4 separate regions of the Mus musculus genome follow, and all the other regions are linked to region 2. A link is a loop called in an ENCODE intact Hi-C map of the cell type or tissue named here. Cell type or tissue: left cerebral cortex. All regions are shown on one strand. Region 1 overlaps Plcl1 (phospholipase C-like 1). Region 2 holds the start of Plcl1 (phospholipase C-like 1). Region 3 overlaps Plcl1 (phospholipase C-like 1). Region 4 has its middle 14 kb from the start of Gm32949.

The links. Peaks named below come from ENCODE experiments on the same cell type or tissue, not always from the same donor. Only the 100,000 strongest peaks of a DNase experiment are listed, where the experiment ranks them.
Region 1: it touches region 2 in a loop (2.8-fold over the local background); 2 of 42 quality-filtered maps call a loop at or near these places.
Region 3: it touches region 2 in a loop (2.6-fold over the local background); 7 of 42 quality-filtered maps call a loop at or near these places.
Region 4: it touches region 2 in a loop (10-fold over the local background); 34 of 42 quality-filtered maps call a loop at or near these places.

The regions. Positions count from the first base shown.
Region 1 is chr1:55,553,715-55,561,714 of GRCm38, reverse strand. All of the region lies in intron 1 of Plcl1 (phospholipase C-like 1), which reads right to left. Among named protein-coding and RNA genes, the nearest start is that of Gm39642, 45 kb to the right of the region's middle. In left cerebral cortex, no CTCF peak of the experiment used is centred here; DNase peaks (open chromatin) are centred at 2,588, 3,135, 3,512 and 7,858; H3K27ac peaks cover 1,048 bases.
Region 2 is chr1:55,399,779-55,407,778 of GRCm38, reverse strand. Plcl1 (phospholipase C-like 1) reads right to left here and starts at 1,833. Exons shown (of 6, transcript NM_001114663.1): 1 at 1,149-1,833. The coding sequence starts at 1,391. It also overlaps the pseudogene Gm8531. In left cerebral cortex, CTCF peaks have their summits at 1,786, 3,225 (motif pointing left) and 5,162 (motif pointing left); DNase peaks (open chromatin) are centred at 1,955, 2,611, 3,212, 7,681 and 2 more places; H3K4me3 peaks cover 2,610 bases; H3K27ac peaks cover 2,094 bases.
Region 3 is chr1:55,521,956-55,529,955 of GRCm38, reverse strand. The region is part of intron 1 of Plcl1 (phospholipase C-like 1); the gene reads right to left. Among named protein-coding and RNA genes, the nearest start is that of Gm39642, 13 kb to the right of the region's middle. In left cerebral cortex, CTCF peaks have their summits at 906 and 1,106; DNase peaks (open chromatin) are centred at 1,179, 3,367, 4,371, 4,628 and 1 more place.
Region 4 is chr1:55,870,362-55,878,361 of GRCm38, reverse strand. No RefSeq gene overlaps it. Among named protein-coding and RNA genes, the nearest start is that of Gm32949, 14 kb to the left of the region's middle. In left cerebral cortex, CTCF peaks have their summits at 3,429 (motif pointing left) and 3,994 (motif pointing right); DNase peaks (open chromatin) are centred at 3,451 and 4,009.

The DNA of each region.
Region 1 (8,000 bases), 150 kb before region 2:
AAGAAAATGGAAGACCCAGTTACTGCATCTCTTTTTAAGCCCCTATTTCTCACCTAAAATCACCAGGTATAAAGGTATAAAAGATACCTTACCAAATGAACAACTGCCCAGCAACTGCCCAGCAACTACCCAGCATGCAAGGTAGAAGCTTGCTATTATTTTCATGTATTCTAGTTTGTGGCAAGCAAATCACCTTCAGTCCTAACGCCTAAAGTTATAGTTTCTTAAACCAATGTAGTAAATTCTTTTAGATTGGTCACTTCTTTTTTTATTGAATATTTTATGTATTTACATTTCAAATGTTATCCCCTTTCCCGGTCTCCCCTTCAGAAACTGGGAAAAGGGAACTTCCCTATCCCATTCTTTCTCCCTTGCTTCTACAAGGATGTTCCTCTCCCACCCACCACTCCCACCTCACCACCCTGGCATTCCCCTACACTGGGGCATCGAGTCTTCACAGGACCAAAGGCCTCTCCTCCTACTGATGCCAGACAAGGCCATCCTCTGCTACAAATGCAGCTGGAGATATGTGTCCCTCCATGTGTACTCTTTGGTTGGTGGTTTAGTCCCTGGGAGCTCTGGGAGGTCTGGTTGGTTCATGTTGTTTTTCCTCCTATGGGGCTGCAAACCCCTTCAGCTCCTTCAGTCCTTTCTCTATTGCAGTCCCCATGCTCAGTCCAATGTCACTTCTAAGACATGTGTTCAGAGTGATGTGGGAAGTCCTCTGTGCTAAGAGGCCACCACTTTCTCCTGTAGCAGTGTGAACTTGCTAAAAGATTCTAGGTGGTGCATATTCCAGTCTATGTCAGTCACTGTTCGGTTGCTGGAGTCAATACAAAGCAGCTGTGACCTACATGACTTTACTTTGGAAGTTCTGTACCTAGTTCTCACGTACACAAATTTCCCATGCACTGCTCTATGCTGATTGATACCAGGAGAGTAGCCTTCTCTTTCCTCTTATGATGTATGTGTACCACAGAACAAATGGAACGAGAAAACCATTAGATGACATTTGGCTTGGTAAATGCTTTTGGTGTTAAGTGTATGAGGCTCCCACCTTTCTTTCCACTGTTCTCTGGCCACAGAGGAACAAAATAGAGAAAAGATGAGCTGGTGCAAGCCACAGAAAGAGAAACAGGAGAGGAGAGGCATAAGAGAAGGTTTTCCACACCACTCATTTTTCTTCACACCTTTGGCCTAACCTACTGAAGGTCCTTAGAGCCTACAAGACTCTGGAAGGAATCTCTGCAGAGGATTCCAGTGAATCGTTGAGAGTCACAGCACTGGGACAAGTCACCCACTGCTGGTCAGCTAATAACCAGCGAAGTCACTTCCAAGGGAAGAAGAGGTCCACACAGCCTTCCAGACAAAATTCAAGAGGGAGAGCCGTCTATCGCCATGACGAAGACACTGGGAGCTGGTGTACTCCTTCTAGAGTGTTTACAAGGCTGCTAGCATAAACGTACGGATCTCAACGTTTATAATATATCATGTCATTGTGGCATAACGAGGCTAGGCAGCAGCTGCCTGAAAACTTTAATGTATTCATAACCATAATTTAAGAATTAACAATTCACTGAGGCATATGCATTGGCAACCATGGGCTCTCATTTAGTTATTTGACATATGCCTGCACCAAAGTGTTCCCACTGCAAACAGCATTTTAAAATTTAAAGTATAAAAGCAGAAATTTTAGAACGAAAGACATCAGCTAAATGCACTTAGTGACTATCCACATGTTTCTTATTTTTACCAGAGGTTTTTCTATGCATGCTTACTTTTCCATTGTTTGTGCCAAGGTGTGTAAATAATAATGGTTCCCTTTGTGTCTCCTACTTTTGTAGCATCTAAGTGCTTAATATGCTTTATAAATATCATGCGTGTGGCCCAGTTCTGTCTCCAAATTAAACAGACATAAATAGTGACTCAGCCATCATTTCAATTTTGAAAACAATTCATGGATCCATTTATACCATTAATGTTTCATTATATGGTTCTTATAACATTTTTCAATTAAGGGAGCTAGTGTAAGCTGGAAGGGGAGCTGAGTACTTTCAAAATCTACAGAGCTGAGAGCCATCCCAGTGGCAATAATGTTAGCATAGAGTCTACCCAAAGAGTCTAGGATTCTTATCTGCACACACCTGAAGTACTGGCTAGTGTCTATCGTATTTCTTTACAAATAAGATAGATTAGAGATCATTTTTTCTGTAAATAACTGTTTGGAAACTCCTAGTATCTCCTTACATTTAGTATTTAGCATAAAATACACAACATTTATGTTTAATGCTACAGAATGCAAAGCCAAGGGATTTTAACGTTGACAGTTAAAGCATTTATGTAAGCAATAATATAAAACAGAATGCACTTCTTGTACAAAACTTACATAGCATTTTGAGTGTTTATCCACAAAATATATCAGGAAAAAATTTTAAATCTCCTTGCATGAAATGAGATTTTTGAAACTCCATGTGTTTAGCTAAAATGTATCATAGGATAACCAGTTTCAAAAGCAGCATGGCATTGTCAAACCACAAATACATAGTCACCGCTGGTCCTAAATTTAAGCTTAATAATATGCATTTCTCACAAAACAGATCCTTCATGTAGTTCTTGAGAGAGTAAAAAGGATTCCTGACTTGCCTATTTTTCACATCATCTGAACATAATGTCACTAATTATAAGTGTTAACGGCTGGGTATATGCCTACCACAGTCCTCAGAACTGCAAGAAAACTAATTATAAATTTAAAAAAAAAAAACTAAAGGACATTAAGTTAGGAGGTGGCACATAGAGTGGGCCAGAAGCAGTCAGAGAAAGGATAAAGAATGGAGATGATAAAAATACCTTATAAGCATTTAGGAAATTATCAAAGAACAAATAAAAATACTTTTAAACTAATTCTAAATTTAACTGTTTAATTTATACATAACATGACCTTAAATTTCTCTGTAATTTACGTAGATGTTGATACCCCTCTTAAGACAGAAGGAAACCACCTACCCCCACAGGGAGGCTATTAATATCTCACCTAGGCACACTTGAATCATAAGTCTTAGCCATGGGAAAAGGAGCCTACTGAGAATCCAGCATTCCAAATAGCCTTTTCAAGTGAGCCAGAGATTTTTCTAAATCTGGCAAAGTGTAGCCACTTCTCTAGATTCTTATAAAGACATCCTGTGAGTTGACTTACATAACACCTGGCTGTTTGCCTTGGGAAAAAAAATAAAATTAGTTGTTAGGATGCCCTGGCTGTGTTTCTAGCATTAGAGAAAGACAGAAGGTAGTCCTCAGAGATATCAGAATAAATTAGCCAAATTCTTGTGTGGATCTTGCAATGTCACCAAAGAAGGTGAATACACATTGTCATGGCTGGCAGCACGGTAAGATGGTAAGTGGGGGGTACCATAAATGCTGAACTCCAGATTAGAAAAGCCCATCCCCTTTCGGATCTCTGTCTCAGACGACCTTACAGAGAAGGTCTAAATATGGTAGCATCCTTCAACATGACTCCAACAGCAGCTGTGGTCTGTTACAGGCGGACACAAGCTCCTTACTCTCCAAATCTGGAGCATACTTGGTTATTTCTTAAAATAGTAGATTAAGGCTGAGAAGGTAGGCAGGCAGAGACACGGCTCAGTGGGGACACTCGCCACCAAGACTGATGACCTGATTTTGATCCCTGGAACCCACATGGTGGAAGAACACCAGTCCCCCTTGGGACCTGAAAGTTCGTTCTCAACAGCCAGAAAAGGGAAACGTTAAGTCAAGAAAACTTCTGAGGGTGCTGTATTCTCTGGGGAAGACATTCCTTCTGAGAAGCTGAACGCTGTAACCAGGTATGAAGCTCGGTGGTTAGACTTGAAGCACCCACCCCCAAATGCAAACTAACTTGCTTTTCTTTCCCACTGAGCCAATTTTTAGCATCCCCTCCCAGCGTGCCTCCATGACATATAAATAAATCTTCCACATATTTTTACCTTACCACAGATATTTTTGTAAATACTTAGTATTTTCTGTATCAGAAACTATGTTGCTGATAATGTCCTAACCAGTGTGTTCATAAATTACAGACTGATAAGAACTATATCACTATGTACAAATGTTTATCAGGAAAAAAAAAACAAGAGGCATTCTTCGTCTTTTTATTCATTAATGCACTTCCTATTTATTTATTTATTCATTTATGCTTTGTTTTATATATTTTCTCATAATCCCACAACCTTTAGTAGGTAAAGCAAATACCCTAGCCCTTCACCTTTTCTATCTTAAAGGATACAATTTGCAAAACACATGAAACTCAAGAAGGAAGACCAAATGTGGATACTTTGATCCTTCTTAGAAAGGGGGAACAAAATACAGAGACAAAGTTTGGAGCAGAGACTGAAGGAATGACCATCCAGAGACTGTCCCACATGGGGATCTATCCCATAAATAACCACCAAACCCAGACACTATTGCAGATGCCAACAAGAGCTTGCTGACAGGAGCCTGATATAGCTGTCTCCTGAGAGGCTCTGCCAGTGCCTGACAAATACAGAAGTAGATGCTCACAGTCATCTATTGGATGGAGCACAGGGTCCCCAGTGATGGAGCTAGAGAAAGTACCCAAGAGGCTGAAGGAGTTTGCAGTCCCATAGGAGGAACAACAATACAAACTAACCAGTACCCCCAGAGCTTCCTGGGACTAAGCCACCAATCAAAGAAAACACATGGTGGGATTTGTGGCTCTAGCTGCATAAGTAGCAGAGGATGGCCTACTTGGTCATCAATGGGAGGAAAGGCCCTTGGTCCTGTGAAGGTTCTATGCCCCAACATAGGGGAATGACAGGGCCAGGAAGCAGGAGTGGTTGGGTTAGTGAGCAGGGGGAGGGGATAGGGAATTTTCAGAGGGGAAATTAGGAAAGGAGGTAACATTTGAAATGTAAATAAAGAAAATATCTAATTTTTTAAAAGGGGAAAAATCTACAGTATCTATATTCCATTTATTTATATATTATATATTTATAATGTATTATTTAGTTATAGATCAGTCCTAATTATTATAGAAACCCTAAATACATCATCTATAATGTTTTCAATTAGCCATCCTCAGACCATCATGAACATGTTACTGCCCATGATTCCCAGAATATGTCCATATAACCCAGTGGCCACCTCACCCTGGCTCACAGGGTGTGTAAATTGCAAGGACTGAATCCAATTCTGGTCCTGTGAGATTTCACTTTATCAAACTACCCTAGCCTGATACACAATAGTTCCACGGTCTGTAAGCCACTGATAATTGTGGAATTGCTTCTCGTGAGGCTGTTATGAGGATGAAATGGGGCAGAAAGCATAAGATACACAATATAATTAATAACAGGAAGGACAGAGCATGCATACTCTAGCTGCTATGACTACTGTTGTTGGGATTACTACAACTCAGATTAACTACAATGTAAAGGTGAATCCTACCAGAACTTCACCATTGTCAAAACCAATGGAAGGTTCACCTGAAAAGATGTCTGTGGTGACGTGACTGCCTTCAATATCTCAGCAACTTTTAAAAGCTCGTCAGGCTGAGGCTTTTAATTTGGTTATTAAGAACATCTTCTGCTCTTACAGAGCTCAAGTTCTGTTTCTAGTACTTATATCTGGCAGCACAGCACACAATCATCAGTAATTCAGCTCCAGGGAATTGGTCTTAGGAACTGTTCTATTGCTGTGAAGGAACAGCACAACCAAGCCAACCTATTTTTAAAAATCATTTAATTGATGGCTTGATTACAGTTTTTAAGGGTCAGTCCATGACCATCATGATGGGAAACATGGCAGCAGGGGTGGGGAGCACTGGAGCAATGGCTGATCCACAAGCATGAAGCTGAGAGAGCTAGACTGACCTGGCATGATCTGCTTCTACCTCAAGCCTTGCCCCAGTGACACACCTCCTCCTAATCCTTCCTAAAATGTCCCTAACTGGGAACCAGATATTCAAATCTATGAGCCTACAGGGACCATTCTCATTCAGACCACCACAGGATCCAACATCCCTTTCTAACACACATATTGTGCCCATACATGTATACAACCAAGCCCTCATACAGGCAAAATAAAAAAAAAAAATTTAAGGAAGAAGAGGAGGAGGAAGAGGAAGAAGAGAGGGAGGAAGAGGGAGAAGAGGAAGGAAGAGAGAAGAAGGAGGGAGAGAAGAAGACAATGATGACAGTAGTAGTAATCTTTACTCAACCCGTACTTGTCTTTATTTTACATATGCTGAGAGTTGCCAGCGGGGGTATTTGCTTGGGATAACTGAGCCCAAAGAATGCAGAAACACTAACTGAAAGGAACCCAAAACTCTGTTAATACTGTTGAATTGTGAGATACCAATATAAAGTTTGTAAACACCCTGATAAGAGAAAGATCAGTAAGGACTGCAAAAGCCAGCCAATGTTTTAAGAAAGATAAATTCTTTTCCTTTTGCACTTTAACCTCAAGAAAATTCTGGTGGGAGAGACGGAAACAAAGGGGAATAAACATGGAATCTAAGAGATAGAAACAGGTCTGCGCAGGCATGCACAGCCGTGCTACCTTAGGAGAGTTTTGGTGTTTGTTTGTTTGTTTGTTTGTTTGTTTGAAATAAAAACTGTATTTGAGAACATTTTTTCTGCTTAAAGTCCATTGATTTTGAGTAAAAAAAAATCATTTAGTTGTCAGAGTTAAATGTGTATTTTCTGCATGCTAATATTTATACCCAAGGCACACATTCTTACTACAGCTAGAAAGTTTTGAATTTTTAGAAAGACAGCTATTTTAAAAAGCGACTGTTGCTTTCCTATTTCATGGTTTCCTTGTCATTAAAACACTCAACAATTGGTAAATATTTAACATACCCTGAATGTTTTACTATTATCCCTTAGAAACCAAATTTGCAGAAGAAGTACATCCACTAGATCTAAAAGCACAAACATATCTTTAATTAATCTCCCCTAATCCTTCGAAGTTAATTGCTCATGAATCAAATATGAATGGCCTTTATTCTTTGTCTTACAAATGACACTATGTGTCCACTTTTGGAAAACAGCTGCCATAAATTCTTAGAAAATGTGCTGATCACTCCACACATTGTTTATACATTCTTCTAGAAGGATAAGACTCCAGCGGTGTATCTCCTTTATCACAGTCATTAGTACACGCAGCTATGAGTATTATAAGCATGGGATGTAGATGCTTCCTTCATATCTTACTGTGCATTTGTTTTATTTTACAACAATTCCACTTTTAATACTTAACAAAAATGTTGTGATAAAATGAAGCCATTTTTTGATTCACAGTAAAGAAAAAGAAGCAAGTTTCTATTCAGGAGCTAGAAAACTAGTAACAATTTATAATACTAAGAATGAAAACTGTCTTCCTTTGGGCTTTGTTCGCTTATCTGATTTTGCATTTCAAACTACTTAGCAGTGTCCATCTCTTCAGGTTTCCCACACTAGTTACTTGACATCCAAAGCACTAAAGAGAAAGATGACACAAGCTAGCCTTCCAGGAAACATTCTAAGACAGTGTGAGACAGTTGTCCTATGTATGACACACCATGTACGAATAGCAGGAGTTTCTGAACAGTGTTGCACTGACTATATTATATGAAAAAGTATACATAAGGGACCACTGACAAATTTTGAATTAAGAGCCAAAAATATTGAAAGACAAACAAGACTCCAGTTGCCAGAGACTCTGTGCCAAGGAAGCGATGGTCACAGTTATTTCCAGAATCCCACAATGATCCTATGACAAATGTAGTGTTATCTTCATTTTCAAATAAGAGAACTAGAGCAGAAGAGAAGCCAAAGGATTTTCCCTTAGGCATAGTGTAGCCAGAATTGCAACACAAGCTACCTGCCTAAAAAGGTGTCCTTTCTTCCCCATGACTTAACACAGTACAATGTATCTTGTATCAGTGTTCTATCCACAAAGGTCACGAAGGGCCTCTTCTCTCCACAGTCACTCAGAATCAGGCATGC
Region 2 (8,000 bases):
AGATAAACAAACAAACTACTACAGGATATTTTAAATTACCATCCACTTTTAACATAGAAGTCTCCCTGTACCTTTTTAATTTCCATGTGTCCATGCTGGAGAAAAATCATAGATAGTGCCTGGAGATAGGTGAATGTGGGCACAAACACTGGTGCTGCTAGCGTGGGAAAGAAGACACGCATTACATCGCGATTGCTTGGTTTAAACCTAAGCAAGCTTTCTGAATGTATGAGCCTATCCAGAAAGAATAATAGGTGGCTCCTAGACCTTTTGCTGTCGCCTGTGGTGTACTGTGTTTATCACAGATGGGTGGACATTCACACTGACTGCTTTACCAAGATCAGCTTTAATCTCACATGTACGTAGTATTCACATAGATCTATGCTAGGAAGCCCTATTCCAGGGCTCTTACCTGAAAAGATTACTCCAAAGTCATGCACCCAAAAGATGAACTTTCGAACATGGGAAACAAGTTCAAAGTGGAAGACAGAAATAAATAAATAGGGCGAAGAAAGGTTTACAATTCCTTGGCAGATGGATAAAGGCAAATCCTCTGGGGGTGCTAGGGGAGTCTGGGAACGTTTTCCCGGATGTGTGTTTTCTGCAGCGCAAAACCTCTAAGCTCTTCCTTCATCCTTTCTATGCTGCAGCGTCCGCTGCAAACTCTGCCTGCCTATCTGCAAAGTTCAGGCGTTTCAGGATTTCAGAACCATTTCTGTATGGGGGAGATTTCCCACACACAATTAAAAGTAAGCTGTGCTTTGCCTTTGCTGTTCGGGAAAGCTAGCTCTCCGCTGGAGAATGCACAGCCAGCCCGCAGGTCTCTGCATTTATCCCAAGTTCACCCTTCCTCCTCCCATCCACCGGTTAGTGAGAAAATGAGGGAAAGCATCCATCAAACCGCAGAAGCGCAGAGAACTTTTCCTCCGCTGTCAGAGAGGAAGTCACTTCTGCTTCTCAAGGCCAACAGCTGATTCTGGGAACCTCCGGACTAGGCAGGAAGGTTTGGCGATGAAGGAGGTGGGAGAAAACAATGCCCAGCCTGCGACGCCTAGGGCAATGAACATCCTGCCCAGGGGCTGGAGGGGGGATGTCCCCTACCCACCCGGCACCCATACCAGGCTCTGGGCCGCTGCTGCTCCGCTTACCTTGATGATGCTGCTACGCCGGGGGGTCGCTCGTGCAGCCTCCAGGAGGCCGGCCTCGCTATCCGCGGGGACCCCCGCAGCGCCCGGCAGCGCGACCCCACTGCGACGGTCCCTCATCCGGCCCCCCAAGGCCGGGGGTGGGGCGTCCCCTGAGGCAGCGTCGGCGCCGGCTCGGGGGTCGTCTTCGCCCCCGGCAACGTCGAGAGGCGCCGGAGCCTCCCTGCTAGCCGCGCCCTCAGCCATAGCCAAGCACGTTTTAGGCTCCCGGCGAGACAGCACGACCGCCAGCGGCGTCCAGCCCCGGGCACGGGTGCGCTCAGGCACCAGAAGGAAACCCCGCTAGACTTTGTTTTAGCGCGCCACGGCCGCTGCAGTGGCAGCCACAACTTTGTAGAAAGGAGACATCGCTCCGGCAGAGGCGTCCTCGGGCTGTGGTCCAGGAGGTCAGCGGGCCGGCGCGGACGGGCGGCGGGGGCGGGGAGAAGATGTGAGCGGGAGGGAGAAGCAGGCGAAAAGCAGCGGGAGGTACTGGAGACGCGAGGCGAGCGCCGGCTCTGTGCAGACAAAAGGCAGTGGGCGCCGGAGCCAGGAGCCTCGGAGCCGGGACGTGCGCGGCCGGAGCGGCGACTGCGGATCGGCCACCAGCCACCTGCCCGCCGACCGCAGCACGGCGGCCCCAGGAAGTGCGGCGGCGGGGCGGCCTCCACTCCGCTCGCCTGTGACAGGGAGGGAAGACTTGTTTTGACAGCCCGTGGGGATTGGCAGGCTCCCCGGCCTCTCAGGAGCCGAGGCTCACCGAGGGGGTTCGGGCCGACCAATCCTCACCGCGGAGGGGTGTGCCCGAGCGCGAAGAATGGAATGTGTTCTGTTGCTCGGAGCCTGCCCAGCCCAGCTGGCCCCGGTACTAGGCGAGGATGCGCGCGCCAGTGTGCGCACCCACAGGCACTCAGAGTACATTTTAGGAAGTTTAGAAAGGAGACGAAAGCGGCCTGAAGGTTCAAGAAATGGGACGCGGGTGGGGTGGTTTGCGGGCGGCAGTGAGATGACGGAGGAAACACTGCAAAACAGCAAATCTGGAATAAAGAAGATGTTGAGCGAGAAGGTTAGAGTGTTTGGAGGGGTGTAGTAGTGACACTTGGCACAGCCAAGGGTCAATCACTGGCTCTCCTGCCAATCCTTAGAAGTGAAGTCCACGCACTAGGACCCTGGAGTTCCACAGTTTGTCTCGGGTTCTATGAGCGGATTCTACATTCACTCAGTAATCTGAGTCAATACAACAAGGAGTTGGGTTTAAGGGGTAGGTAGGGTAAGAGGAAGCAGAGCAACGAAAACCCTGGGAACGCCGCCGAATGAAACACAGAGATGATGGAAGCCACATAGCGACAAGGTCATTGGCAGGTTTAGTCTCTACCCTAAACCGTTCTCGACGAGGGTCCAGCCTCCTTTCTACATATAATTCTAAATCATTACATTTTGCTCCTTCCACCAAGCTAGTAACCAAGAGGAGAGCAGGGATTCGGTAGCATTAATCACACCATGAGCAAATGTAGACAATGGCTCTAAGGTCCCTGGAGAGTTGGACGACGTACTGAATCTCACTTAGATCATTAAATGCATTTAAATTACTAATTATTTCATAATTCAAGATTTTACTTCTTCCTTACGTGGCCAATAGCACCAAGAAATTTTTCAGCCCTTCAGGGCCAGAAATTTATTAAAATTCTAGCATTTTAAGGATGAGCTGGGGTGTTAGGAGTCATCTAGGGCAGCTCTTTTATTTAACAGAGGAAATGAAAGCCCAAGGACCTTGTCTACTGACTGGTTAGTACAGACACTAAAATCAGATCTGCTACCCAGTTCCTTCCAAGCTCTCTTCACTTTTTTTATCTGGCTCCCCTGGGGCTACAACCAGTCAAAATTGGATGGGGCTCTTGGGAGAATTCACATTTGACATTTACCATCTCCTAGGGAAGACTGGAAAGACTTGACTTTACCTTTTCTTTAAATATACGTGCAACCCAGAAATGAGTGTCCTCTAGATGAGAGGCCAGCTCTGGTTTTAGAAGCAACACTGCCCTCTAGTGAGATGTTGAGAACTACAACCGAAATAGCAAGCGCTTCTTCTCATAACTGTTACATAGAAAATATATTTTGTCCTCAGAAGTATAGCCAATTTTAGGCTACTGTTTTTCTGATGCTCTCTCATTATTACACCTAACTTTGTCTTTTACAGATGTCAGGGTGTCTGCTTTCTGATACTTTTGTCAACTTGCCACTTGTGAGCTGTCCTTTGAAGACTGTAAAGCTGCAGATATCTCCCTCGTCATTTTCCTATATGAGTCTTATATACCAGTGTTTCCTATCCTACAGGCTTGTGTGCCTTTATATCCATATATATTTTTTCCATACACATTTACATCCATATACCCATATATGATTATATATTTATATCCATATATATTTACATCCATAGAGCATATGGTTTGCAAAATGTTTTGTTTCCACTCACGACCGACCAGTTGCACTCCATCTTCCCTTCCTTTGCACTCGTCCCTTGTGACCTTCTGCGAGCACAAATGCACAGAAACTGCTGAAGACTCTGAGCTCTTCAGGGAGGTTGTCTAACTCACTCGGCCTTGAGAATATTGGAGTACATCTAAAGGGTCTTTCATTTCTGCTGTCTCCTGCCATAAGCTCAGAAGGCTTCTCCTGCCTGCCATTTTAAATTTAAAAATGCCCCCATGTGCCTGCTTATCTCACAGAGGCAAGAAATCAGAGCAAGAAGAGACCAAGGTCACAGTTTCCTGCAAGGGCATTCTCCTGATGCAAGAAAAACTCCCACTAAGTCCCAACTCTTACGGTTCTACCACCTCCCAAGAGAGCAAAGTTGCATGGGGTTTGGGGGACAGTCAAGATCCAAACTCTAGGAGCAATGGGGCTGGGGCTGGGCCTGCTGCAAGACATTGTCATAACCAGCATGAATGACATTGGGAGTGGAGGAACCATTTTTTAGTCTCCAGGACAATGGTGCCTGGATGGAACTTACTTATTATGAGAAACGCATGTAGCAGGAAGAACACGGGCTCTGAAATTACCATCTAGCACATATCTCTGATTCTCTTGCTTTTTAGCTGGTTGTAGCTTTCAGCAAGCGACTTCAAGCCTAATTTAAATTATGTTTTATTTATTATTTTGTGGAGAGTGGGGGGGGGGGTGTGCGCACATGCGCACCGTAGGTGTGTGCAGAGGTTATAAGATAACTTGGAGCAATTAGTTCTCTCTTCCAACCATGTGGATTACAGGAATTGAAATCAAATTGTCAGGTTTGATAAGTGCTTTCATCCAGTGAGTCACATAGAGACCTTGCAGGCCTCTACTTGAAACTTTTGATTCTTAGTTTCCTTATATGTAAAATGGAGTAGAATTCTTTACAAGGAATTATCTGGCACATAGAAAGTAGTTATCAAAATTACTCTCTCACTGTGATGTCTCAGCAATAGAGGGAGTCTTGATTTTTCTCACTGGCTATTTCTTAGGTCCAGAGTTCAGTTCTGAAGTGACTTCCCGCGATGAGCAGCGCCAAGCTGGCCTATTTGACTTTCAGCTACGTATTTTCAGCTACGCATTTTCAGGTTTATTAGACCTGGCTCGGTTTCTGCCTAGTTGTTAAGTGGAGTCTCAGATTCCGAGTTACCCCAACTCACAAGTGCTCTCAGCTTGTTCTGCTGCTGCTAATTCTTATCTTTGATTTCTTCTCTCAAGTGGGATTCTGGGATCCTTGAGTACTAGAAATCTCATCGTGTGAGAAGTGATAGGGTCATTTTTTTTTAAGCCAAAGTGATTGTTTTGTCATATTGAAACACTACAGAAATCTATCCATGAATATCTTTAGAACACTTGCTTTGGGGCTGGTGAGATGGCTAGCGGTTAAGAGCGCCAACTGCTCTTCCAAAGGTCCTGAGTTCAAATCCCAGCAACCACACAGTGGCTCACAACCATCCATATGAGATCTGATGCCCTCTTCTGGAGTGTCTGAAGACAGCTACAGTGTAATTACATATAATAAATAAATAAATATTTTTTAAAAAGAACACTTGCTTTGGTTCAGGCAGTTCTGAGAACTAGAGATACACTAACAATTAAAATTGGCAAAGTTTTGCTTACATAGAAATTACACCCTATATTTCAGAGAAACAAATAGGGGTCAGTATAACAGACCACACAATTGAATATCTCCACAGACAGGATACCCAGGTACATTCCCATTTTCCAATCTACCAATCTAGTATTGCAGACATTACTTATAAAAAAGGAAGGAGAAAAAACTGTGGGTGAAAATAATTTAGCAAGGAGATTATTAATGTAGGAACAAGAATAGGATCATAGTGTCTTAACTAAATATGTCCCTTCTCAAAGTCCTGAAAGTAGCCAAAGAACAGAATTGTCTTTGGGCAGCATACTCAACCATGCATCCCACACATACTCTAACATGCAACCCATGCATACTCTAACATGCAACCCACAATACTCTAACATGCATCCCATGCATACTCTAACATGCAACCCACAATACTCTAACATGCATCCCATACATACTCTAACATGCAAGCCACACATATTCTAACATGCATCTCATACATACTCTAACATGCATCCCACACATACTCAAACATGCATTCCACACATACTCTCACATGCATTCCATGTTTAGGCCCAAAGCAACAAGTTTAATAAGTCACAGGTTGAAGTCTCCAAAACTGTGGGGCAAAATAACCTTTACTCTCCACATTATCTTAGTTATTTAATGCAGTGTTTGAAAGCTGATTAGGATAAATTCTATGTTATCAACACAACAAATTGGTTTGTGTAAGGAAACATGTATTCTCCCATCTGCCTGTTTGGTAATACTTTAATGTGAGGGGCCTTTAAAGTTTTCTTAACAAATCCACTGACTGTGATCCAGGAGCAGTGCTGTGTTCCACCAACTCGATAGGACAAGGAAGTGACATTTGTAGGGTGATTGTAATAAAATATTATAGCAGCATAAATACACAGTAAAGAAAACCTAAGCAAAACTTAAAGATTGTTCAATTTTGGTGAAACTTTCCCTAAGATAAATTGTTGCCTATTTAAGAAATTAAGTAGGAAATTTCAGTAATAAAAACAGAAAAATCAACTAACATTTTCTCAAAGTATACATAAACTCCATTCCATGATAGGCTCTACAAGAATGAGAAATTATAGGTTGCTTGTAATAGATATAATATTCCAATTTAGTAAGGCTTTAAAGAACTGAAAACATTAAATTCAAGATATATTTTCTCAACATCTGATAACTGCTACTTCTCTCCTATGGGGGGGAAAGGCCCACTCCCTGCAGAGTGCACAAGCCTCTTCCATTAGCACAACATAGCCACTCTAATACTCTAAAGCTAAGGTACACTACCAGGAGTCAGCCAGCCATCCGGGAACCATCTGTGCATGCAGGGTAAATGTAAAACATACAGGCGGAGTGGACTCGTTTTCTGTGTATCGGCATACTTTGACAGGGATCCTGGAGTGCAAGCTCACGCCATGGCTATGTCCCTACTGATGCAGAAGCCACAGGCACATTTATGGAAAGTACTATTGAACTATGTCGAAAGGCCCTTGAGGCCTTGTTTGATTTGACAACTGGCACCTTTTCTATGTATACAATTAGTTTTTTATAAATAATAATAATGATGATGATGATGATAATAATAAAACTCTTCAAAATGAACATAAATCTGATGTCTGATGCTTTCAGTGCAAAAACAAATAAACTGATTTTCCTTCCCCTCATCCCAGGTACCCACCCCACATCTCCATATTGTACATAGGACCCCTCTAACTGTAGCCAATACATGGAGCTTATGTGTCTTTTAGCAATATAGATCCCACTGGAAGATAATATGGTTGTTTGTTTCTCCAATCATTCTTAACCTTAGGGTTTTGATAAATTACTTCTGCAGCTTCTTTATAAATCTTATTGATACATTCACCTCAAGTCTTTTAGGAGGAGTAATCATTTAAAAATGTAATAGAGGTTTTAGTTGAATAGTAACACAGTAGTAAAGTATGGTTTCTTTTTAGATTATTTTTCTTTTTTACATCTTACTTATTTGTGTGTGTACAAGGATCCTAGTGTGAAGGTCAAAAGACAGCTTGCTCCTCCTGCCATATGGGTTCTGGGGGATCAAACTCAAGTTATAAGGACTGGCAGCAAGCACCTTTACCCCATGAGCCATATGGCCAGGATGATTTCTTATATCTTTTGTGTTCTAAGTTTTCCATTATATGGCTTTGTCTGTCTATATGTTTGTCTACTTTATGAAATGAATCCCTATCTTAAAACTGAGTCCTTTCTTTAATAATAATAAAAAAAATCTGTAAGGCCAAATGTCTGGTGAAGCTGTTGGCCCACATTTGCTCTGCCATTAATCCCTGCGACAATCCTGAAGCTCCCACTCCCACTGAGTCATATGGGTCACCATGGATACAGCCGCCTCTACCCTCAGCCTGCAGCAGAGTAGCAGCAGATGTTGAACCACACTTAGCACTTGTGCCGTGCATGCTCTGTTCTATATAAAGTGTGCTGGTTAAACAGTTCAGATAGCATCACAATTGCTTGTGAGAGATTAAAAGGCATGTTTCAGGAAACACCTCGGATATTAAGCAGCAGCAAAGAGCTCAATTGACTCTATAAAGTAGCGTGATATGGACAAGCATTGCACAATGCTGTATTCCATAAAATGAAGTTGAAGAGCTCATTCTTCCAATTTTACCCTAACCAAAATGGGAGTTCAAGACCTAACCTGACAGCTTAATCTT
Region 3 (8,000 bases), 120 kb before region 2:
AGAGCCCATGAGAAAAGATAAAAACAAAACCAGAGGTTGCAAACAACAACACTGACCTTATAGTCAAAGGAAGAAGCTCTCCGAGCAGTGGTGGGGCTGAGCAGTGACTGGGAAAGCCCTTGGAGAGGAGGGGGCATTCCTTGAATATGTTAGTTGCTGCCCAAGAGGGATGACACAGTCCACTTCAAACTTAAAATAGTCTCTGAGGAGGGTACAGAGGAACAAAGCAAGGGTTCCTAAATATAAGTGCCTGGACATCTGAAGCTGCAGTTGGATAGAACCCAGAATTGAGCAACATGAAGCCCAAGATGCTGTGATCAAAAGCACTTGCCTTCCTGAAGAGATCTGCTAAACCCTTTTGTGTATATTACATCACCAAATCCGTTTAATCCTCGTCTAAAACCCTGTGCACTAAACATCACTAACCCCATTTTACAGGTGGCAAAAACAAGCCCAAAGGAAACATCCCAAAGAACACCAAGAGTCAAGCACAGGCCTGCCTCATCCTGACTCGAAAACGAGCTAGACAAGGACAGTAATTAAAGAGGAGGAAAGCAACCATGAAGAGCTTACTTCTGGACACTAATGGCTGAAGGTGACAAAACCAGCCTTAAGTATAAGAACTGACATCAGAACTGACATCAACTGGACAGAACCGACATCAACTGGACTTCTCCTTTTCCCAAAAAACAATTGCAACATCACACGACCCTTAGCAAAGGGCAGACAGCATAAACTGTATAAGCTGACTGCTACCAGCACAACTTTTCCCAAGAGAACTCCTCTCTCCAAAATTCCAGGCCACCATCCAAAATTCCAAATACCCTCCCAGAGAGGGAACTCTGAGGTAAACAGATCCCATTCTCAGAGTAACTGGGGAGCCTCTGGCTATGACTCAGGAAATTAGGCACTGCCTTGATTCATCTCTGCAGAGGCTGTTCTGAGGGTTCCCGGGACCACGAGCAGGAAGTGGGCCGGAAGAGATGAATAACTGTCACCCACAGATGGATGTGTGAGCATTCTTGAGGGGTGATAGAGGACACTCAGCAGGTGCTCAGGACACAGGGCACACAGCAAGCTTTACTTCCTCCAGCACATAGATTCAGTGCCCATGGCTGCTGCTTCTGGAAGGGAAAAACTTCAGGAATGAACTTTGAATAATACCTCCTCAAACCAGAAGAGGCAACAAAGGTTTCTGCAGCTATATATGGAAACACTCCTTGGCTCTGCCAAGTACCTAAAGCAAGACTCTGACGTATGAATCATGATCTAAACAACACATTCTGAGTTCAAAACAGTTTCTGAGAGGAAAAAGAGAGAGAGCAAGAGAGAGAGAGAGAGAGAGAGAGAGAGAGAGAGACCAGTTATGCAAATGTGTGCATACCTTTTGGAATAGAAGCCGTGGGAAATACATGTCATTTCCATTTCCTTGAAAGATTTACAGCGGGTCGGGGTGGCCCCTTGGTAGAGCACCTGCCCAGCATGAACAAGACCTAGTTTGATACCCAGCACCTCAAAATAAAATAATCTTCTATATGAGGATTGACAGAAGTTTCCCGTTGGTTGGGGGTTGGCCATTGGCCACTGGGATTTTCTATAAATTTACTGCTATAATTTTATGGTCTTAAATGACCATTAACTTCATTTTTTTTTTCAAAAAAAAGCAGTCATATTTATCCACATTGAGATAATTTTCTTAAAATAATTATAAGAATATCTTATTCAATAAAATGCAACACACTTTTACATAAACCTTGTTTTAAAATCTAGTAATTTTTAAGTGGGATATAAATTTTTAAAAAGCATTTTATAGAAAAATCCCTTTTCTACATGTCAAATGAACAGTATAATCTTTTTGTCCTAACATCAGGTGTCTAGTGTCACTAAATGAAGACGTGGTCAAGAAATACTTATCCTCTTAATTAACCCAGCTCAGGGAATTAAATTAGCATTTACTTCCAGCTGATCTGTAGGGAAATGTACCAGGAAGTCTAGCCATTGCAAGTGGATTAAATGAAGACCTGGGAGGAAGGCTAAGAATAACAACACTTAGAGTCAGTTTCTCCTGAGGCTTGAAGGCCACCACATGGGAGAAATGGTGGACTTCAGAACAGCTCCTAGCAGAGAAAGGATCATCAGACAGAGGTTAGGAGCAGACTTCATTGTCTGTAAGGAACTAAACTACCCTAGCATGCAAAGCTAGAGTGGGCATTCATTCTCCATCGCAAAAAAATACTTAAACAATAACTGCTAACTACCCAATGGGGATTCATCCATACTTTAAGCAGTGGGGGAATAAATCCCTATTCCATATTTGGTCATTCCTAGCATTTACTAATAATTATAATCTCCAAAAAGATGTCCTGTGTGGCCCAAATTCTCATGGCTAATTTTCTCTCCTGAGCATATTGTCTACTTTGGCTATTTCAGTGGAGGGCACCCTCAACCATCTACACAAGCCCCGAAGCTGGTCAGCATCCTGTGCGCATCTCTCTTTTCCTGTGTTGGGAATTGGTTCTAATGTTTTGTCTTATTTCAGCTCCCAAAAGCACATTTCCAGACCTAAAGGTTCCTGCCCCCCAGCTGCCATACAGCCAATGACTGGGCAAGGAGACAGGGCAGGGTGGGATTTTTAGATTGTGGGGACCGGGAGAAGGAGAGGGAGACGGGGGCAGAGAGACAGAGAGGGAGAGTGGGGGAGAGAAGAGAATCGTCACTATGGGGAAGCAGAAAGATGAAACTTAAAGGCCCACAAGGCATGTGAGAATCCAGGAAAGTGGCTGGGTCTAGAGTAGCAGACATGAAATATAGATTTTTAAAAGATATTATGTCAGGAATACCAGAAGGGAGTGTTTGGTAGCTGTGGGGAGGTTTAGAAGTGCCCAGTCATATCAAAATTAGCTGGTGTGTCTGTGTGTCTGTCTGTGTGTGTGTGTGTGTGTGTGTGTGTGTGTGTGTGTTTCATTCGCTAATCCAGAGACCTCTTGGGCCAGTGCAGCAGCAGCAACCTGCCAAGAGCCAAATGTAATCACTCTTCAAGGTCTATTTATTGTTCAATATCCCTCCCATAGGGTAACAGGTTAAAAGACGACCCTTTTGTAAAGCAGTGACTCTCATATATAGCTGTACTTTCGAATTATCTGAAGAAAGATTAAAATAATACAATTTTGGTACACCAAAGCAGTGCTCGGGACCAATTAAATACAAGTCTCTGTGGGATCCACTAGCATCCATGTATTTTTAACACTCTCAGATGATTCCAATGTGTAGCCAAACTTGAACCACTGAAACGTGGGAGGCAAAAGAGGGAGGCACTAAGTTAAATAACCAAACTATGAGGTGATGGACCAGGAAAGGTACAGTGGGGTAACAACCTGGAAAACACTCCGAGATGTCTCTGAGGGATGTCAGAAGACAGTGCCAACCTCCAAGAGTAAAACCCCAGTTCTTTTCATCAGACACCAATCCATCCAATTACTACCCTACCATCCAATTTCTTCACTAGGGAACGAGGTAAACATATGGTAGATGAAGCAGCCTACAGGAAAGCCTACAGTGAACCAAGCAAATTATGTACAGCCAAACTGTTTCTGTCTTTAGTGACAATCAACTGAAGATATATAAGTGAAATGAATGGAACTTCCATGTAAGCACAGGGCAAAACCCCTTTCCAAGAGTTCCCGCCCCTGTGCTCTGAAAATCCACGTGCTAGAATGTTTGCTGTACCAAGAAAGCAAGGAAAGGTGCCCATCCTAATATCTAACATTTACATATCTAATACAAATATTAGAACTAATAACTTTTATCACCAACTGAATATAAGTGACCTTTCTTGTATATGCCATAACTAAACTTTTTTTCTTTAAGAGCCTTTCTCAGGCGCTCATATCTAATGTAAGTGGTGCCTTCAACAATAGGGACTTACCTTCTACCTCTGAGAGTCAGCCACGTCACTAGCAATAACCTATACTGGTTTTGGAAGTCTCTTGGAGAACCTGACCAACAACTCTAAGAGGGCTGCTTTTCTGTTTGAGAGTCTGTGACTCTTGGTGGGGGCTGTGAGGTATTATCAGCCCAGGTGGAAACTGTCAGTCAAACACTCTATGTACATGTATACAATGACTAACACATATTATAGCTATTTTAGGTACATAGTTAATACTATGGCTGTGTCTTAGTAAGGGTTACTATTGCTGTGATGAAATTCCATATTCAAAAGCAACTTGGGGAGGAAAGGATTTATTTGACTTACACTCCCATACCACTGTTTATCACTGAAGGAAGTCAGAACAGAAAGAATTCAAACAGAACAGGAACCTGGAGGCAGAAGCCATGGAGGGGCAAGCAGAAACTGCTGACTGGCTTGCTCTTTAGGGTTTGATCAACCAGCTTTCTTAAAGAACCCAGGACCCCAGTCCAGGGGAGGCACCACCACAACGGTCTAAGCCCTCCCACATCAATCACTAATTAACAAAATGCCTTACAGGCTTGCCCGCAGCCCATCTCAAGGAGGCATTTTCTCAATTGAGGTTCCCTCCTCTCAGATGACTGTAGCTTGTGACAAGTTGACATAAAATCTTCCACCCCAGATGCCTCAGGTTCTCTGACACCCTCATTGTCACTTTAACTTCCTTCTTCTGTATTCATCCCCTACTTCCTTCTCTCACTAGAGCTTCTCCCTCCATTTCCCCATTTCCCCTTCAAATCACACGTGATCTGCTAGTCCTCACTATTGCCCCTCCCTCTTCCCTGCCCCGGTTTTATTCTTCTGGGTTCTGCAGGTAGTCCAAGTTATACACTCATATCCAAAGATCTGGCGCTAGGAGTCTCAGAGGGGAGGGGACGTGGGGCATTTGTCCTTGATACTCCACTTAATAAGATCTCTTCCAGTTCCATCTATCACCTATAAAGTTCACACAATCTCATTTTTCTTTAGTATTCTATAGTGTACATGCATCACATTTTCATGATCTACTTGTCAGTTGAGGGCAGAGGGAGAAATAATGTAATTACATTGTAATGTGAAATTTTTTTAATTTATTTAAATAAAGGTGCTTCTCCAGGCTGGAGAGATGGCTCAGCAGTTTAAGAAAGCGATTCCTGCTCTTCTAGAGGACCTGAGTTCAGTTCCCAGAACCCTCAGGTAGCTCACAGCTCCCTTTAGCTCCAGTTCCAGGAAATGTGGTGCCTTCTATGGACTCCACATGAGGCATAAATTCACCCAGACACAACATATGCATAAATGAAAAATAAATCTTTTGTTGTTGTTGTTTTTCTCCAATTAATGTAACTGAGTAAAGTTGTGGGACTGGCATGTGTCACAGTAAAATTACTGTCATAACAATAGAACTTTCGTTCCAGGAAGAGGCTCGCTTGACAACAATTTTCTCAAAGAGGTGGGACTGGAAACCCGCTAAACACTATTCTTGCCCTTCACATTCTCTGTGATGACATAAGATGCCCAAGACCAGGCCATGAAGACAGTCAAAGCCCAGGTGCTCCGCTAGGACTCTGGAAACCTGTGCTGCTGTCTCTAAGCAAAACCTACCCATGTTTCTCTAGCATTTGAATACCAGAGACAACCTTTTAACCCTAGAAAGACAATTCAAGGATATGGGGTGATGCTGTCAAGGAAAAAAAAAAAGAGTGAAAAGCACCAAACTCAGATACAAAACCCACAGAGCTAGAGAAGGAAAGGGGGCTGGCAGGGCCACAGCACAGCTGCAGTGGACAGCTGCAGTGAACAGCTGCAGGGACAGCTGCAGGGGACAGCTGCAGGGCACAGCTGCAGGCACAGCTTCAGGGCACAGCTGCAGGGATAGCTGCAGGGGACAGCTGCAGGGACAGCTGCAGGGGACAGCTGCAGGGCACAGCTGCAGGGACAGCTACAGGGGACAGTTGTGCTCTACTTCTTAGTCGCTGTCTTGTTATCCCTATGACCTCCTCTAATTTAGTGGATATTCTTTCCTAGTTGTTTAATAATTAATGCAATTTTTAGATTGTACAGGGGGGCCTATGTGGTGATGAGTGTGAACATGTGTGCAGGTCTGCTGTCACATGTGGGTATATACGTAGCCAAAGGGGTACCCCACATGTCTCTATCACCGTTCACCTTATTTTTTGAGACTTTTTCTCACAGAACCTGATGCTCACCACACTATTTGGATCTGGAGAGATCTGCCTGTCTCTGCTTCCCCAACGCTGGAGTTAAAAACAATTCAACATATGTTTGCATGTGTACTGGGATTTGAACTCGAGAGGTCCTCTTGCTTTCATGGCAAGCACTCTTAGCCACTGAACTAGCTCCCATCCCCAAGTTTTTTAATGAGATAGAAAAGATGATATCAGCATTTCTGCTCTGAACCTACCGTTGTGCATCCTGTAGTCAGATTCTTCTCTGGGATCAGCTAACTGTGGCATATTTGTTGTTTGGTTGGTTAGTTTGTTGGTTAGTTGGGGGTGGGGAACTGAGACAGAGACTGTGTAGCCCAGGCTGACTTCACATTCACTCTGTAGCCAGAGGGATTGACCTCCAATTTACAGTGATCTTCTGGTCTCAGCCTCCCAGTGCGTGGAATTACAGGCATGCACCCCACCTCCACCACCAATACTCACTGCTTTTCTAACAAAGGTCTTTGTTAGTTAGTTAGTTAGTTAGTTAGTTAGTTTGTTTGTTTAAGACTTCTTTATTTTTATTTTATGTATATGAGTGTTTTGCATCCATGTATGTAAGTATACCACACTCGTGTTTGGTGCCCACAGAGGTCAGAAGAAGACCACAGATCCTCTGGAACTGGAGTTACAAACAGTTGTGAGCCTCCATGTGCGTGCTAGGAACTGAACCCCAGTCCTCTGCAAAAGTAGCCTGTGCTCTTAACAGCCGAGGCTCCTTTCCAGTCAGCTAACTAAGGCTTTCTGGAACATAAGTCAGCTCACTGCTCTGTGACTGTCCAAAGATGTTGTGTTTTCTGGCCCCAGTGGTATCTGGTGATAAAATTGTTACCAAGATGCTGGGTCCATGAAGTCTGAGATATCACTAATCCCATGCTTTGAGAGAAGTCCTAAGACGAGTGCTATAAACTATTAACAGTTTCTCCTTGAAGCAACTAATATTAAAAGGGAAAGTGGTAGTATTGAAATGTTAGCACTGGGTAATTCCTTTTGGGTACTCTCCACAATTTTTTTTTAATTCGGTTACCTGTTACACAGCCTGTAAAATCTCATGAACCGTATCAACATGCTTTTGACATTTGTTTTGTACAATGTACAGCCTCCTTTAGAAATTCAGGTCAAAAGTAACACAAGGCAGAACTAGCCATCTCCTGGGCCTGGGTGTTAAAGGTTTGTCTCTGAAACTAAATCTCATAACTGAAATTCTGGCTGAGAAACCTCAGGAGCCTGCAACATCGCCTTTCTATAGATGAACACGTGTGTGCGTGCGGAGTTAGAGAAGCTCATTCCCCCCCCCCTCGCCCCCCCAATTGCCACCTTCACTAACCCAGGGTTTGTGAGTTCTCCAGGAGAATTTCAGTCTCCTAGCAATCAACTGAGCACAAAGAGAAGCCACAGCTTTCCAGCAAGTTCACTTTCTTGCCTGGGGAACTTCTGGCAGAGATAAAGAACAGGGTAAATTATCTACTCAAATTTGTTTCTCTAGCATTGCAAATGTATATGAAATAAATGCCTAGTTAAAAAAAATTGTTTCTCATTCTGTTCTCTCCCATGCTCTCTTCACATGATCTTATCATGTGGCAATATCATCCATGATCCAGTGCTGCACTCACATTGAAGGTTGGCATCTGCCACCCACCAGCCTGCTAGTGTAACCTCCGTGCCATGGAACCTCCAACCACTGCTGAAGCTACCACCCAATCCTTTAGTGATGCACTAGCTTGAAAGACCTAACACTTTTTGAATGTTTAACTTCCAGTGTTCAAAACCTACCAAATTAATCAAAGCTGGGACACTGATTGAATCTACCAATAAACAATCTATAAAAA
Region 4 (8,000 bases), 470 kb before region 2:
CCTGCTTCCCTGCAGACTAACCAAGCTCACAGCCAAGGGAGGCATCCTCCCAGTGGGGTCCACCTCCACAGCTCTCAAAGGCAAAGCAGAAATGCCTGTCCACTGGCCTTTTGTTAATGAATACAGCCTGTTTCCATTACCTCACACCACAAGAACCTCCTCCCAATTCCCTTTTGATGAGACAAATTAGATTCTATGCATTGTAACTATCACCAGGTTTCTTCCAATACCAAAGGGCAAAAAGAAACAGACGCTCCTATTGCAATCACCTGACTGGGTGGGTCATGCCCTTCAAGAGACAGAGAGACTGGGTTTCCTTCTTGAGTAAATTATAAGCATGGGGAGATGGCTCAGTCATGAAGACTTGAGTTCAGCTCCCTAACACCAGCGTAAAAGCTGGGCATTAGGGTATACCTCTGTAACCTGAGCAAGGGAGAGTGAGGTACAGTCACATTGATCCCTAGAGCTCAGGTCCCAAAAAATCAAACCAATGAGTTTCAGGGTTTCAGATTTAGTGAGAGCCCCTAACTTCAAAATTAAAGGCAGAGAATGATGAAGGCAAAGGCATCCAAAATTGACTTCTAGTCATGCCCAACACATGGACTTGTGTGTTCATGAGCATGTGGGCACACACACTAACAGTAAGCATATTCTCTCTCTCTCTCTCTCTCCCTCTCTCTCTCTCTCTCTCTCTCTCCCTCTCTCTCTCTCTCTCTCATGTTCAAACATGTTTTTTGTTTTTTGGGTTTTTTTTTTTTTTTGAAAATAAAGATGCGCATCAACAGAAAGTGCTGAGGTGAGGTGAGTGCCTGGTGAGTTGTGAGGCTTCCCAGTTCACAATCACAGCATCTCACAGAGGTGATAGAAAAGAAACTGCCTGAACCAATTGGATTATTTTTATATTTTGGATATGCATTAGGTTAAAAGCTTTCAAATCTCATCCCTCAGACTTATATTGAATGTCCAGATATCCGTTGTGTGATTGCCTGAGGACACCAGATTTAAGCAATCATCACCCTGCAATTTAATATTCAATAGAATCCTGGGAGCTTACCAAAACTAGCCCTCCCTCCAGCCTCTCTAGTGCCTGGGTCCATCTTGTCAGGGCCTTCAAATATTCCTCCTGTGAATCAGAGATTGGAGATGCTGAAGGCAGCTTTAGAATCTGGAACTAACTACAGCAGGAACTCCAAGTCTTGTGAATAAAGGGAGCTTTCCAGAGCTTCCCGGACTGGTGAGTATGGGGAATCTTCTGGAACTAGAGACAGAGTTCGTGCGTGGCCTGGCGTGTGGCTTGAGACAGCCCTCTGCCAGGGTGTGGTCGGAGGTGGAGAACTCAGAGTTGATGGGCTGACTGAAGGGTCCCAGGATACATTCAGGATACCCTGTGGGTTCTAGAAAATGCAAACAATGTGGAGAATGATAGGAGTGGTGTTAGAAGATCAGGGGCTCCCGCTGCAGAGGTTCTTGACAAAAAGCTGTGATGGCTGAAAGCTAGAGAAATGGCTCAGGAGTGAAGGGCATTTCCTACGCTTCCACAGGCTCTAAGTCTGACTCTCAGCACAATCAGGCTGGTCACGGCTGCCTGGAACCAGCTCCTCCAGGGGACCTGACACCATCTTTTGGCCTCTTCAGGCACCCAAACACAGAAGCATGTGGCATGTATTCATGCACACGCGCGCACACACACACACACACACACACACACAGAGATAAATAATTAATCTCTACAAAATAAGAGAATATAATTTGATTCAAATTATAAATAATCTTTGCATAATTAAACAATAAAATCCCTAATAGTATTATGAGTTACTATACTTCTTTGATTCACAAAGACAATGAGTTCGAAGTCAGAATCAAAAGGTAAAAAAAGACAATAAATCACAAAAGGGAACAGATAATAGAATACAGTAAGAATGAGGTGCATGCTTGCCGCTGTTTCATTAAGAAAGAAATGTACACAGATATGTGTGTATCGATGCATATATTTATGGTTAATTTTGCTACTTATAATTTTGTAAGTGTGTGTGTGTGTGTGTGTGTGTGTTCTGGTTAAGTAGAAGAGAATATACAACAAAATTGGGAGTGAGCTCAGCTAATACAAACACAGAAGAACTCCTTCTAGGACAAAAGAGTGGCCAGGACCCTGGGCTTATGTCCTCACCAAGGAAACCTGCCCTGAACTGCACTGAAAGTCACACAAAATCACCAACAAGAGGGAAGATTTGACAGTGTATTGCAAAGTGACAACATGGATGGATGTCCAAATGGGAGAGTCTGCAAATCAGGCTGACCTCCTCATCACCTAGGATCTAAACCTTTTTGATAATACACATGTGCACACACATGCTCCCCCATACACACACACACACACACACACACACACACACACACGAATACTAGCTTTTAATGATACTATCAACCAAGATCAATAAACAACCATGATAAAACAATGATTAGGTCCTCAACTACAGGAAGGTGAAAAGAAATCTTATTTGTATGTATGATAGTAAATCTCAAACATTAAAATCGATATATGAACCTAGGACCATGAAAGGCTTGGTTACAATAGACATTCAGTCAATAGTCATGCCCATGTCTGAAGACCCTCACTAACCTAGTGAGCCCCTTCCCACCCAAGTGTGCTGGGTCTATACAGCCTAATTCTTCTATCTTCTGCTGACTTACAGACACATCTCCTTTTATGTTGTATGCAGTAAGATGGCCAAGATGGATCTTAGCAATACAGACTGGAGAATAGGTAAATATATAGAGTAAATCAGAAAAATAAGAAATCAGGGTATAGCCCTCTTGGTAAACTTTAAGTAGTAGATAAATTAGGCATTTGGAAGATCATAAGGCAATGTATGAGTACCATTCACTGACATCAGTTCCTTACTTGTGGAGCAGAAAACCTGAGACGGGTTTCTTTCATAAAAGAAAGGCTCAGGGCTCAGCAAGAACAGGTCATGACACCAATCCAGCTCTCACAAGCACTGAGGATGGGGGTTTGGCTACTTTTTTGTATCCCCTGACAACTAGCTGACTAAAGCAACCTTCAGAATTTCTCTTGGTGTACAGTCTCAGGATCAGCAGGCAGAGAACTCTGGCTAGCCTCAAAGTGACTATGAAATTCCGGTCAGCCTTCAGAGACCCACCTCTGCTAGCAGGGCTTTGTCAAATGCTAGGCGGGATGCAGCTCACGGCAAGAATCAGTGGTTGCTACAAGCTCACAGCCTAAGATATTGATCTTGTCTTTTTAGTTTTGGTTCTTTATCGTTAGTATAGATGCCTTGCGTACATTTTCTATTACCTTGGCTGTGGTACTCACAGAGCAGGCTGCTTAGCAGAACCAATTGAACCTTGTGATATTCCTAGGCCTCTTCCGCAACCCACTCCTTAATGATCCTTCTACTGCCCCCTACAGGATAGAGGTAGAGGAGCGTCTCTCTGATACTTGTCTCTGCATGTTAAGGACAAAATTCCTGTAAGGTAAGAAGAAGTACAAATAGAGAGCCCTCACAGCTGGGAGAGCCCTCACAGCTGGATCTCAGGACACTGTGGGTGGAGAGCCCTCACAGCTGGATATCATTGCGAAAATAGTGGGATCTGAGACAAACTGCTACCTCCCTACACCTCTCTCCAGGCTCCTATTTTTAGTTGTGACACTGAGGGAAGCAGGATGAGGCAAAAAGTTCCACCCTCCCAGACTCTAAAGCCTCTTCTGGGACAAAGACTCTGCCATGCTTCTCCATGGCACACACCACAGCCAGCATGAGTCCTTGAACACAGGACTCCATTGTGTTTTTTGTTTTTTTTTTTTTTCAATAAAACATGAACTAGCAGGTTAAACGTAAGCATAGATCGAAAATCTTGTTTATCTGGGAGCTTCTGCAACCTGTCTCTTGACCTTCGATCTATTTAGATTTAATCACACTTCAAGAGTCTTGGAAAGAGATGAGGGCGAATGCTGCAATATGGCCGCTAGATGGCAGCACTAACCCACCACAGAATATCCCCAGCACAGGACACCAGCTACCGCTTGGAGCAGCTGCTGTTCCAATAGAATCCCAAGATTGAGCACATCAGGAATAATGTGCTGCTCTGCCTGGTCTCTCTGAACTTTCTTTTGTTTGTCATTGTAAGGAATCTTTGTATTACCATTGATGGAGCATAGCTGGTCTGTTGTCAAAACCAAGATACTGATGTATACTTCAGTAGTTTATATTTTCATGCTGTTTTTGCAATTATTATTGTTGTTGTTATTATTTAAACATGACATTAGAGGGTGAGGAGGTAGACTTATACTTTCTTGTGTATAATCCCCAGAAATTCAAAAGGAAAAGAAAAATGTATAATAAATGTTGCCTTTCTCACCATGGTTTCAGCATTCAAGACAAATATCTTGCTTGTTAACTTTAGCCTAAAATGTATATTACTTCCAGTGGCCAAGAAAAGAATCACAGGACTGACTGGTCAAAAGAAGAATGGGGTACATAGCAGAGACCTGCACAGCAAATGGGAGCTAAGCAGAGGACTGGTCGTACCCTCTTAGCCTTCACAGGATGACTCCTGTGCAAAGGTGAGACTTGGCTTGGTCCTCCGCCTGCCTGCCAGTCACTCTGGCTGCCTGAGCACACCTGTCCTGCTTGAGGGGGGGTAGGGACTGGCTTCCTTGAGGAAGGCGGTCTATACCTGTTCTTAGTTGTAACAGCTGCTTTTTAAAAAGCATCCCACTTCGTTCTTCTTGAGTTTCATGTGTTTTGCAAATGTGGACACTTTGCCCCTTCTTAGAATTGGGAACAAAACACCCATGGAAGGAGTTACAGAGACAAAGTTTGGAGCTGAGACGAAAGGATGGACCATCTAGAGACTGCCATACCCGGGGATCCATCCCATAATCAGCCTCCAAACGCTGACACCATTGCATACAATAGCAAGATTTTGCTGAAAGTACCCTGATATAGCTGTCTCTTGTGAGGCTATGCCAGGGCCTAGCAAACACAGAAGTGGATGCTCACAGTCAGCTATTGGATGGATCACAGAGCCCCCAATGGAGGAGCTAGAAAAAGTACCCAAGGAGCTGAAGGGGTCTGCAACCCTATAGGTGGAACAACAATATGAACTAACCAGTACCCCCCAGAGCTCCTGTCTCTAGCTGCATATGTAGCAGAAGATGGCCTAGTCGGCCATCATTGGAAAGAGAGGCCCATTGGTCTTGCAAACTTTATATGCCTCAGTACAGGGGAATGCCAGGGCCAAGAAGTGGGAGTGGGTGGGTAGGGGAGTAGGGGGGGAGGGTATGGGGGATTTTTGGAATAGCATTGGAAATGTAATGAAGAAAATACCTAATTAAAAAAAAAGCTGAATGGAAATGAAAAATTTTAAAGCAACTATGTTAAAAAAAAAAAAAGAAAGAAAAAGAAAAAAAAAAAGCATCCCACTGTTAGCTCCCTGTTGCCACAAATACAAACGTTCCCTGGGTTGCTTCTCTTGTTCTGCCTTCCTTTCTCTTGGATCTCAGAAGAAGTCAAAAACTGAGATGGGTGGGATAGGGAAATAGCATTATTTTGGAGAAAGAAATTTACACACACACACACACACACACACACACACACACACACACACACATATATAATTGTATGAATTATAGGATCTATCTCCCCACCCTTGAATGTCATGTTTAAATAACATCATTATCATTATATATATATATACATATATATATACATACACACACACACACACACACACATATATATATATATATATATATATATATATATATATATATATATATGCATTGATGGGTGCCTTACACAAAGCAGGACAGTGGCAAGTGTTAGTAGGGCCATAGCTCACATTTACACAAATGATAAGCTGTCACAAAGTGAAGTCATTTTAAACACTGCCCTATGTATGCCTGTCTGAAGAAGTTTGCTGACCTCATCAACATCCCTCAGCATGGTACCTGACTCTGCTTAATTTTCTTTCCCTCAGAAATATTTTATTGATTAAATTTGTCCATTACACTGCCTCTGGCTTTTCTTCTGCCTTAAGCCCCACTCAGTAGTATAGAGTCCAGAAGGGTGACCTGGTAAAACCTGTGCCTGGAACCTTTGCTCCCCAAGCATTCTCTGTACTGTCCCCTGCTGCTCTCTGGTCCGGGGACCACCAGCACCTGAGCTCCTCAGCTCTCTGGTCCCTGTCTGCAAGTAGCTAGTATGGAATTCTGGTATTGAAGGAAGGTAAAAGTTCCCGTCCCTTACCACGAGCTTACCTGCAAAGGTCCACATCTCTGGAAAGGAGGTGACACCTGCTCAAAAGCAGACTCCTTGGCCAGCCTGCAGCTAGACATCATGCTGTCACACACAGACCTGGGGCCTCTCGCCAGCTTCTCCTGGGCCTACCTATCTGTAGAACCTGCTATAGATTTAGAACCTCGAATTCTCCACCCAAATTTATCTATGCCTGATTTTAGAATCTGTGAAGCTCTTAATTTTCTTCCAGGGAGCATAGGGGCTTTCGGACACTGATATCCCCACTCTAGACCCAAAGGTGGTCCTCAGAGCAGTTATTTGCAAAACCAAACAGAGTTCCGATGTCTAGAAGTGTTTGTGCAGAGCTGGAGGAGAAGGAAGGAGAGGGCCTGCTGGCCGATGCTCTCATCTCCTTCTGATAATGCCGCGGTATGGGGCACAGAGGAGGGATACTCAGTGGAAATAGCCACACTGCTTGAGGGTGCATGGGCCACACGAGGCTACATTTGTTCCCTGTTTCAGTGGCCCGGATGGCTCATCATCGTTAGTATTGTAGGACTTAGAATCACCTAGGAGATGGAAAGGCACAGCTCTGGCTCTGTCTATAAGGGTATTTCCAGAGAAATTGCCCTGTTCTAAGAGTGGGAATGCGTGGGCCAGACAGAATAAAATAGGAGGGAGGGGAAATCCAATTGAGTGCTGGCATTCCCCTGTCTCTGCTACCTCTCTGCCATGAAATGAGCTGCTCTGATCCACCACATCACCCACATTCTAATGAACCAAACTCTCCGAAACTGTGAGCCAAGATTCATTCTGCCGAGTATTTGGTAACAGTGATCAGAAGTGACTCATATAGCCATCCAGAGGTACTTATGTACTAACACACCAAAGATTCTCCAACCACAATGTATAGTGTGACGACCTTAAGTAGAAACCTCTGTCTTGTCCTGGCTTTTTAATTTTTTTAACCTTCTAGAAACTTCTACAGATATGTTTCTAGTTTGCAATAATTGTGCTGGCAGTCAACATTTTCTCTGCATATTGGTTTCTCCTAGCTATGCCTTCATATGCATTTAAAAATATCTACTGAGCACAGAAATCATGATTATTAAGTTGACAGGACCTAGAATCAACTAAGATATAAATCCATGGACACACTTTAATGGATTATCCACATTAAGTTAGCCTCTGGCCATGCCTGTAAGGGATTATCTTGATTATGCTAGTTGACCTGGAAAGATCCATTTGAAGAATAGGTGGTTTGATCAGGGGAAGGCTAACTAAGCATCCACATTTATCAGTCTCTGCTTCATGCTTCTTGTCACCTTGACGTCCCAAGCATGGTAGTGTAAATGGGAGTCCCTGCCCAGGCCGGGGTGAGTGGGTGGGATGTCATGTGTCCAGCTCTAAGACAAATGAGGTCATAGCATGTTTTGCTGCTATTTGAATTTGCATCAAGTATACTTTTTCTTCTTTACTTTTCAATACTGTTTAAGCTTCTATTGGCAATAATTCAGTTCATGTTCCTATCGTCTCTAGGGGCAGTCATATGACACAGTTTAAGACAGAAAATCCAAGGCAGGAAGGTTTTTCCAGAAGCCCTACAGCAACAGGGCCTACCTTATGAGCTTCTGGCCCAATGTCTTTACCTACAAACCACAGAAATGCAAAAGTCTTGCAGCAGGAAAAAGCAGAGTGTATCTAAATAGTCAAGGGTGAGGGGTGGCGAGCAGGAAC